Regions from separate parts of the Homo sapiens genome. Here region 2 is linked to region 1. A link is a contact called in ENCODE Hi-C data. All regions are on one chromosome and are shown on one strand. Each heading gives the region's core, a stretch centred on a gene start or an enhancer-like site at or near the end of the contact. The rest is flanking DNA. Distances are from core to core; before and after follow the strand shown. Region 1 holds the start of SMOC2 (SPARC related modular calcium binding 2). Region 2 overlaps SMOC2 (SPARC related modular calcium binding 2).

The links. Hi-C counts contacts between places; a loop is a spot of excess contacts on that map. Pooled maps may share reads with other maps.
Region 2: a map of sigmoid colon shows a loop between it and region 1 (7-fold over the local background). The contact joins the enhancer-like site here to the promoter of SMOC2 in region 1. A Hi-C loop is called at or near these places in 3 of 168 maps with a recorded cell type or tissue (lower lobe of right lung, sigmoid colon and tibial artery) and 2 of 50 pooled maps.

What each region holds. Positions count from the first base shown.
Region 1 is chr6:168,438,138-168,443,086 of GRCh38, forward strand. It overlaps SMOC2 (SPARC related modular calcium binding 2), which reads left to right and starts at 3,047. Exons shown (of 13, transcript NM_001166412.2): 1 at 3,047-3,317. The coding sequence starts at 3,234.
Region 2 is chr6:168,540,039-168,544,860 of GRCh38, forward strand. It overlaps SMOC2 (SPARC related modular calcium binding 2), which reads left to right. Exons shown (of 13, transcript NM_001166412.2): 5 at 3,587-3,634. Among named protein-coding and RNA genes, the nearest start is that of SMOC2, 100 kb to the left of the region's middle. RefSeq lists an enhancer at 285-1,212. Within about 2 kb of position 2,491, at least 6 of the 41 ENCODE cell types and tissues checked have a DNase peak (open chromatin) inside an H3K27ac peak, as active enhancers do; they include tibial artery, where a contact is called at or near this core.

The DNA of each region.
Region 1 (4,949 bases), core at 1,797-4,296:
AAGATGCAAGTCATCAGAATGAACAAGCCAACAAGAGGACAGAGACTCCAGAAACCTGGGGAACTACAGATTCTCGGGTCCAGCCTGGGGGTAGTCTAAAAGGAAAATCACACAGAACTTACCTAAGAAAGTCCAGGTGAACGGTGAAAACTCCTGCTCCCATGATTAAGTAGAAACTAGGAGAAAACATTAATAAGTGACTGGCAGGTGACTGATGATGTGGGGTGATTCTCAGAGTATGAACAGTGACCTGAGTTCAGTCCCAGATGATACTCAGAGTGATGGCAGAGGGGATTTCTGGAAGTCACTGCATCAACAAAGAGATATTTGACTAAACTTATGCTTGGCATATTGAGATGGGAAAATAGCTGACAAAAAGTTTTCTGGCTAAACATGAATTAGCCAGAAATAATAACTAAATTATATCATTTCTATAATGAAAATAAAATCCTTTTGCAGTTTTAGCATAGTAAAATAAATAAAAAGGAAGCCAATACTCATGATAAAGCATTTTGCTAATGGCCTAAGAGGGAAAGTTAGTTTAGAAATGTGAAAACAGCTGGAGTCTTTGGTAATTAGTTTCTCTTGCTGTTCTTTATTGTAACTTTCATCAGTGACAGGCATTTAAATTCTGAATGCATAAGCCACATTTTAGAATGGGCCCTGCATCACTTTTTAATTAAAAAAAAAAACAAAAAAACCTACATTTCCAAGAGAGGGGAACTTCTTCCTGCATCCTAGAGGAACTCTCTGGAAAGTATAGAGCTGATCACTTCCTGTCTTAACTTTGAACTGAGTGAATTACTTTTCTATCCTTTCTAACATGACAGCTCTCTGGCATTCCTGCCAGTAATAACTTTCTTGGAGACTTACAAATAAAAGACAGACATAACTCTTTCCCAGTGTTTTAAATAAATGTATTGTTTTTCTCCATAAAAATGGAACCTGATTATCTCTCCAAACTCCATTTCTAGAATTTTGAGAAACTAAAATTTGGCATTCAGGACACATGAGCTCCTCCAGATTTGAAAGGGGTTTCAAAGGCTCCAAACCTGCCTCATCTGTCAGAGTTTTGGACAAATGCATTTCATTTATCTTCCTAGAGTTCCCAGAGGATTCTGGAGTTGCTACATGAAAGACGTGTTGGGATTCTTGAATACAAGGCACGGAGGGCCAAGGATTTTCTTCTGTTCTCCATATTGCCAGAGGAAGTGACATGGATTTGCCAGTATTGCAGGTTTTAACATCTGCATTCTGTTTATGATTTTGTTGCTTAGGAGATCTGGCTAAGACATTTGGCCCCTTTGACTTTTGTTCCTCATCTGTAGAATGGGAATAATTAAGTCTGCTTCTTGTCTGCCATTCTTGCAGCGGACGATGGTGGATAAATGAACATGCTTTCAAACTTTTGAGTTCTGACGAGCAGTACTCTCAACAAAGTGGAAAGTGAAAAACAGGTTCTTTAGTAGCAAATACTTCTTAAAGGAAGTATGTCAGCTTCGAGTGTAAATTTTATTCTTTGGATAATCTTAGAATTAGTGGTATGTAGTGTTTATTTTCTTTTTACTTTAATTTTCACTGCAGTTCCCTAACAGTGATTCCTATTTACTTAATCATTTGCAGCTGCTCTGCTCACCTGTTTTTCTGGACCCAGGAGCAGTCCCTCAAGAGTTTTATTATAATTTCCTTCTAAGTCCTTAAACCAGGAGGAATGTGTTTAAGTGCTTAATAGATTCCCTGGGCTTTGGAATTTTAAGGAGAATTCTGAGAGTAGCCCTCCTTCAGGAAAAGGTGCATTTCTTTCCCGTCTTTCCGTGGCCCGACGGACATCACTTTCCTGATAAAATTGTGTGGGAAAGGTTGCAATAGCATTGCCTTTGCCTCAGCAGCCAGTCCCAGAACTTGCTGATACAGCCCCCTCCCCCAAAGTTCATAGCCAAAGCAGTGGGCTAGACATCGGATGAAACCTCAGATTTGGATTTTCTGTGTTTTGTGCTTTTCCCAATGCCCCTGACAAGTCAATTGATTCATTGTTCTTGAACAAATCTTCACTCTTCTGGCTTTCTGTGTGAGACAGAATTAGGGCTTTTTCCTGTAAAGTTATAAGCCAAGGCTAAACTATGTCAGCAATGTTGTCTGCAGTGGATATTATCCAGAGTCTGGGTGTGCAAAAATTTCCTGGTTTCCAACGTAGTCTTCGTGGGTGAGTTTACAACCTCCACAAGCCCTGTGCTCCCCGCACAAACACCTGAAATGCTTTGACAGAGCTGTTTAAAAACAGCCACATGTGTCTGTGAATGATGCCCAACCACATGCTCCCCCGACTTGAGAGGATCAAGGCTACAGCCCAGGTCAGACCCCGGATCTTTAGGACCTAAATTCCCCCATCCCTGCAGTGGATAACCCCGTGTAAAGATGCCAAAGGCGGGCTGCCCCCGGCGCAGCCTTTCCTGGACATGTGTTCCCAGCTGCCTTTGCTGGAGCGCCGCTGATCCTTCAGCACCTCTGAGAGGCAATGTTCTGGGCTGGACCAGGGGGCCTTAGAGGGCAGAGGTCAAGGAGAACCCCGGAGTCTGGGGACCGGCCAAGGCTTGGCGTTAACCTTTGTGGATGAAAAGTCCCGCTGGGCTGATCCTGCGCGGACCGGGCCTGGACCCTGGGGCGTGAGGAGGGCGCGGTGCGTCCCGTGGTTGTGCTTGGAAGCCCCCCGAGGGTGCGCGCGCGTGGGTATGAGTGCGTGCGTGTGCCTGGGTGTGCGTGTGTGTAAGTGTGCACGTGTGTGTGTGAGAGTGCGCGCGGGGAAGGAGGCACAGAGACAGCCCGGACAGGCCACTGCGCAGCCCTGGTGGCCCCCGCTCCACCTCTCGCTCCGCAGACCCGCGCCAGGGAGGCCTCTGGGCCGCAGCGGGCACCGGAGCGGAGCGGGCGCGGCAGCGGGCGCTGGGAGGTGGGGCTGGGGGAGGAGAGGGGGAGGGAGAGAGGCGGGCGGGAGGGGAGGATCCGGGAAGCTCCGGGGTATTTGACAGGAGCGAGGGCGGACGCAAAGAACGCGGAGGACCTCTGGGTGCCTGCAGGGGAGCTGCTCCAGCCGGGCCGCCGGGAGCGGTGGGGAGAGCATCGCGGAGCCGCCCCTCCACGCGCCCGCCCAGCCGCGCTCGCCCACTGGGCTCTCCCGGCTGCAGTGCCAGGGCGCAGGACGCGGCCGATCTCCCGCTCCCGCCACCTCCGCCACCATGCTGCTCCCCCAGCTCTGCTGGCTGCCGCTGCTCGCTGGGCTGCTCCCGCCGGTGCCCGCTCAGAAGTTCTCGGCGCTCACGGTAAGCCCGGGCCCGCGGGACCTGGAGCTCAAGTGGTGCCGCCTCTTGCAGCCGGCCGGGTTCGGGTCCCCGCGCCCCGCTCCAGGCCCAGGCGCCTGGGCACGGGGAGCAGGTGGCCCCGGGGGCCGTGGAGCCTTCGCCTGCCGGCGAGGCTGGAGCAGGTAGGACGCAGCGTGCGCGCCTGGGACCCGGCTGGGATGGGCTTCTGGGGACCCTGCCCGCCGGGGTCCTGCTGCGGCTGCGACGGGCTCCTCGGGTTCCACCCGGCTGGGACCCCACCTGCCTCGGGGGCTCTGACCCGGCTGTGAGAGGATCCTGGGGTCCTGCAGACCCCGGACAAGTGGGAGCTGCGGGTGCGCTCGGGTGTCCCGCACTCACTGCTGGGCCTGAGCCTGTGGGGAACCAGGTCTGGGAGCGCCGGCGCCGCCCCGCGGACTGTCCCAAGGCCAAGACAGACCCGCCGGGACTGGGCGCCCACCTCGCCCACGGGGACCCGGCCTGGAGCGTGTTCTCCCGACCGCTTTGGGCTCGTGCGCCGCGCGGATCCCGGGCCTCTCGCCGGCTGAAGGGGCTGCCAGTCGTGGGCCCCACTCGTGGGTCTGACTCTCCCAGAGACCCTCGTAAGTGAGCCGAGGAAGAAGCAGATGAGGTTACAGATGATTCTTCACGGGCCTGAGTGTTATTAGAGAAGCGCTTTCTTCCCTTCTCAGGACAGAACTGGAGGCAGGCGGCGGCTCCCCGCTCTGCGGGGCCTCTGGGTTCTTCCTCGTGGCAGGGATGCTGCGCTCCTGAGCGCGAGGGTCACCGCGGTTGACCGCTGTGTGTTTTTCTTTCTGAGCTGTAACTTCTATGCGACAGCCTTGGCCCGGCCAACGCACGCGGTGTCAAACGAGGAGCTATGTAGAGGGGGCTGAGCCAAGCCCCCGCCGGCCAAGCCAACCCGCGGCGGCCGCTGGGCCAAGGCCGGGTGTCTGCAGCCCCCAGCTCCAGCCGTCCTCCTGGGCTTGCAGGGTTTGCAAACCCATCATTAATGCAATCGCCAGAAACGAAAACATTCCACTTAAATGTGTTTTTGAACAAGTGTTTGAGAAAACACGAAGGTAGTGAGAACGCCTCTGGTGGACAGCCGTCTTTTTTAAGTGGCCGGGGACTTGTCCTAAAGGTGTTTATTGTATTGAAAATAAAGATGGTTGAAATAAGCTGTGGTCGGTTCTGCCTTTCAGCAAATTTAAAACAGTCATGTGGGCATCTTTTCTTTTTCTTTTTCTTTTTCTTCGTCTTCTTTCTTTTGCGTTTTAGCAGTGTGAAGGATGGTTTGTGAGTTCATTGCTCATACCTCAAATTCTTCTGCAGCAGCCCGGGGTCCCTGCCTTGTGTCTCACAAATGACTTGTAGATTAGAAACTGCTAACTGGGGCTCCAAGGAGGTTTTCACACACTCAGGCTTTCCCTGAAGATCCTTTATCTCCCCAGAGGGGGCCCTCAGAGGATACTCACTGGAGGCATTCATGTATATGCACATCTGTACATGCATCTAGACATAAATATACTCACGTATACACTCACAAAAAGACCCCCCACATACTCTTAAAGCACACTAGAGGAGACAGAGAAACTAAGGCCAATTCTCCAA
Region 2 (4,822 bases), core at 1,241-3,740, 100 kb after region 1:
GGCACACAGTAAGAGCTATATAGACATCAGCTGTGTACACGGTTGCAATAGACATTGCTTGAGTAAATTCTGTTTAATGCCCGCCTCCCCAAATTGGACTAAAGTGTGTAGTGCTGCGTCCCTGCCGTCGTTTCCTGTGGACACGTGACAGGTGTGTATGAGGGGGTGAGCCCAGGAATGAATGAATGCACATAAGGTGATGGCGGCGAGGGCCTGAGGGCTGCAGGCCATTTGGTGCCCTCCTAGAGGCTGCTCTGTTTTGGATGGCTTGGTCTGAGTGGGGAGCATTGCTCTTCCGGAGGGGACCTCTCCCCAGCTGCGTGTCCAGCAGAGCACGTGGAGAGGCAGCTTCCGATGGCGCACACAGCACATCTTTGGTGAACATCCATTGTGCACTCCTATGTGTGGGTTGCTCTGCTAGGTCCATTCAGCTGTACTTGGTGGGCTTTCACCACACTGCCCACTCCAGAGATGAAGAAACAGAGGTTTCGAGTGGTGAAGGTGCCTGGCCAGGGGCACGGAGCTAGGAGGGAGGGACGTTTGTTCTGCTGCCCATGCCCTGTCTTCTCCCTGCAGCGCCACATCCTCAGAAATTGGCACCCTCTTTCCTGTCACCCTCATGTTGTCCTGATGAGAGGATGGGAGGGCAGGAACCTTGAGAAAAGCCCAATAGCACAGAGACGCCGTCTAGACCAGAGAACGCAGCCCTTGCTGTTCCCTTTTCTTTTTCTCTCGCCTCCCTCATCTGATGCTGTAAACCTGCCCCCAGGATGTGAAGTTCTCGGAAGGGGTGAGCCGCAGGCTTGTTTAGCTGCTCTGAAGGAGGACTCCCTGCAGGGAGCTGCCCCTCACCCCTCTCACGTCTGTGCCGCAGACCTCCCTCCCCTCACTCACCTGGGAAGGGCGTCTGGAAGGAGCTTATGCAAACCACTGCCTCCATCAGCATAACACCGTTCCCTCCACTGGGCTGTTCTGGTAACACGTTGTTAAGGCTGAGAGCGGCTGGATTTGAACCAAGTGCTCAGAGCTACAAGACTTAACAGCTATTATTCCTCCCTTAAACCGGAGACGTTTCCTCACATTGTACTTTGTGGCTTCTTCCACCAGAAATTCGTATCCCCATTATGACAAAACCCACCCCTTTAGAATAGCATTTAGATGGAATGGGATCTCACAAATGGGAGCAATTCAGATGTGTCCTTTGGAATCCAAGGCTGAGGGGGATCACTTAGCAACCTCTTTGTGTCTGTGAACAGCAAGCAGATCCTTAAGGTCCAGCCTCCAGCCCGGGGTTCACAAAGGTGTTCACTGTCTGCAGACACTGTGCGTATCAGTCAACCCTTCTTTCTCGGCCCCTTTTCTGCAAGTACAGCCGGCAATCTTGCTTGTTATAAACACTTGGAAGTTCAGCAAATCCTTATCTCCAGAAAAATGCAATGACAGCATCAGAGTTGCTTTCTTGGGTCTGGATTTGTGTGCTTGCATGGCTCTGCTGGCCTGTGGAAATATGTGGAGCTATTTTCCCATCCTGGAGGCCAGGATCTTACAGGAAGGCAGGGGCAGGAAGGTTGGGCATCATCTTTTCATCCCAAGGTGGTTAAAAGGTGAAGTCAATGCACTATCAGGATCTCCTCCAATTTCTGTCTTGTAAAATATTTGAGTCATGAATCACGGAGCAGGTTATCAAGGGACGCTGGGTTCTGTCTTGAAATCATCTCTTACATATGAAGAACAAGATCAGATTAACTTTGTGTGGACTTATTTAAGGAAACACTGATTCAATGCAAGGGCCCGAAGAGAAAGCCACAGTGCTGGTCGGCTCAGAGACAGAGGCTGCCTGAGTGTAGAGAATGTTTAAATGTTGGATTCTGACCTCAGGCGAAATTTTGAATTTGCAGTCTGTACTGTTCTGTCTGTACAGTGCAAAATATTTTCTTATTTCAATTGAGAAACTCTCTCATGAAAGATATTCTAATTATTAGCATATTTACATTTTCCTTACGATATTAAAACCTGCACAGAAATATTCAGAACTATTATCAAAATATGATCATTTCCCGTCAAAAGTAGAAAATACTTTTTGCCTCTTTCGGGAACACATGATAAAAATAAACTGATGACTGAGAAGCTTAAGCTCTTTAAGAAATGTGGATTTGTAAAGAGATGATCCAAAAGGGAGAAACAAGCAAAGGAGGATTTTGAGAGCTTCAGGAGGTGGCCACACAGTGAGGTTAGCTTTGTATCCTAGGGGATTCTTACCAAGAAAAACCTTGTATTGCAAGGCCTGGAAACAATGTAATATGTAACCAAATGGTAACAGTAACAGCTGGGAAAGAGAGAAAGGCTGGCTTTGGCAGATGAACCAGGAGAATTGTGTTCCTTTTTATCCCCTGGGGACACTAAATTCCCAAACGCATATTATTTAGTTATTTTTAGATATGCAGCCTGCAGGGAAACCGCTGAGAACATTCCCGTGTAAATCCTCATTCAGCTTTCTGAAGTCAGCATTGTCTGATGAGTACCTGTTACAGAGGAGGGTTTGGGGTGGCTGCGCTGTGTTCCTTCATAGGAACCGTTGACATGTGTTTAGGGGTGTCTGGGCACTGTGACCTCGAGGCAGTGTCCGCTGAGAGTGCCAGAGGATGGATGGCGCCTTGAAGTTACTCCGTTTTCTCTGCCATCCAATGAATTGCTTGTAAATTTCCTGCCACATTACTATTGCATTTCCCAAAAATAAGATAAACATCCTCAAAATGTCATAAGCTATATTTTTAATTTGAATGTTGGTCTGTATTTCTGTCATATGCAAAATTGAAAAAAAAAGAAAACAAAAACAAATAATTTCAAGTTCTAAGATGTTTCCCCTGAGGAGTTTTACTGGGCATGTGTATGGCTATGGGAATTCCACGTTAATTCTAAACAGAATATTCAACTGCCAGTAAACTCTGAGACGAACTATTTTTATTTCTCGAGTTGGTATTCTAATGAAGAGGGGGAAGTGGATCCATATAGTGGCTTCAGTCTGTTGGAAGAGAAAGAACTACACTTTCTATTTGTAATATGCATCTTTCAGCATCATATAAACATTTAAACTTGGTCACACATTAGTTAGTAGATTTTCAATACTCTACCAAAAGGTAGTTCCTCGCCATTCTCCTCTATAAATCAGAATCAAGCTGAAATCAGGGTTTTTAGTTATCTTTGGTTGTGTAATGTCTTAAGATTTTAAAAACGTTTCCTTTTTTACCTAATTCACTTCAGTACCCCAACATGGGTATGTATGTTATGGCTATGATGACATTTTTGAGGTGAAGAGACTAATATATTGGGTTTTAAGGTCTTATATACATGTGCAACCCCTTAGCGCCAGAAGCAGAAACTAATCTTTTGTTTCTGAGTCCAGGGTCTGAGTGTTTAGGTGACAGTGTCCCCTCAGGGTACTAGACAGCTTACAGAATTTAAGTAGAACATGCCGAAGCACGGCAAATTAGTCAAAATGGAGCAAAAATATGTGCATAACTTAATTTGTGATGGCCATTTAAGAGTCCAAAATAATTTCATTTCACTCCTTATTTTCCTCTTTTAGGTTCCGTAAATGAAAAGTTACCCCAACGCGAAGGCACAGGAAAAACAGGTAACTATCTTAGAATAAATGTCTATGACGATATGTAACATCTAACTTATCCCGTGAAATAACTTCTCAAGTTAAAGTTGAAACATCCACTAGTGATGATGATGAGAGCCGAACCAGTTTGTTACTTCTGCATTCATTCAGCAATGCCATTCACTCACGATCACCAGCTCTGTTGGGCCTGTGCTCCGCTGGGGTCGCTGGTGTTGGACCTGTGCTCCGAGGCTTGTTTCGGGACCAACGGCAGATGCTGTTAGGACCCCCTGGAACCTCCCAGTCTGTGACTGTGGAGAGGGCTGAGGCTCAGTATTTTGGCTCCCTGTGGGATTCTAAACCATTGCAGTTATTGAGGACCCTGATAAAGATGCCTCAACTCCTCCCTACAAGGAGGAAGAGGAACAGTTTTTCTACCTACAGCAATCCCTGCCTCTGAGACTGGTACAAACAAGAGCTGAACAGAACCCTTAACCTTAAACATCATGTCGCAGCCTGCAGGTCCTGTTTCGGGGTCTGCGGGGTCTGTCACATGCCCACCATGACCCCCCTGGGAAAGTCTCCATCCTCTTCTCTGCCCTTGCCTCGGCCAACACCCTTCAGTACCAGGACACATTTCTGCTTTTCTCTTACATCAGCCTTTAAAGTCAGACGTTGTTTTCAAGATGAGAAGAAATACTTTAGTACCAAAATTTTAGGTACTTTTCTTTTCTAGTGTAGGTTACAGTGTAATGAACCAGTAACAAACAAAAATAATATAAACACAGACCAGGCCGAGGCAGGCAGATCACCTGAGGTCAGGAGTTTGAGACCAGCCTGGCCAAAATGGTGAAACGCCATCTCTACTAAAAAGACAAAAATTAACCAGGCATGGTGGTGCATGCCTGTAATCCCAGGTAGTCAGGAGGTTGAGGCAGGAGAATTGCTTGAGCCCAGGAGATGGAGGTTGCAGTGAGCCGAGATCACGCCACTGCACTCCAGCCTGGGCAACAGAGTGAGATTCTGTCTCAAAAACAAAAACAAAATAATAAAAATAAAAATCGGAGTTTTATTCAACCAATCCCTTCTGCATGTGTGGAAACTGTGGTGGGGCCCATCCCTGCCCTGGAAGATCCTTTGCAAAAAGAGTTCTGTATTACTAGGACACTGACATTTTGGAGGGACAAGCTGGCATGAAAGTAAATGTCAGGCTTTCTG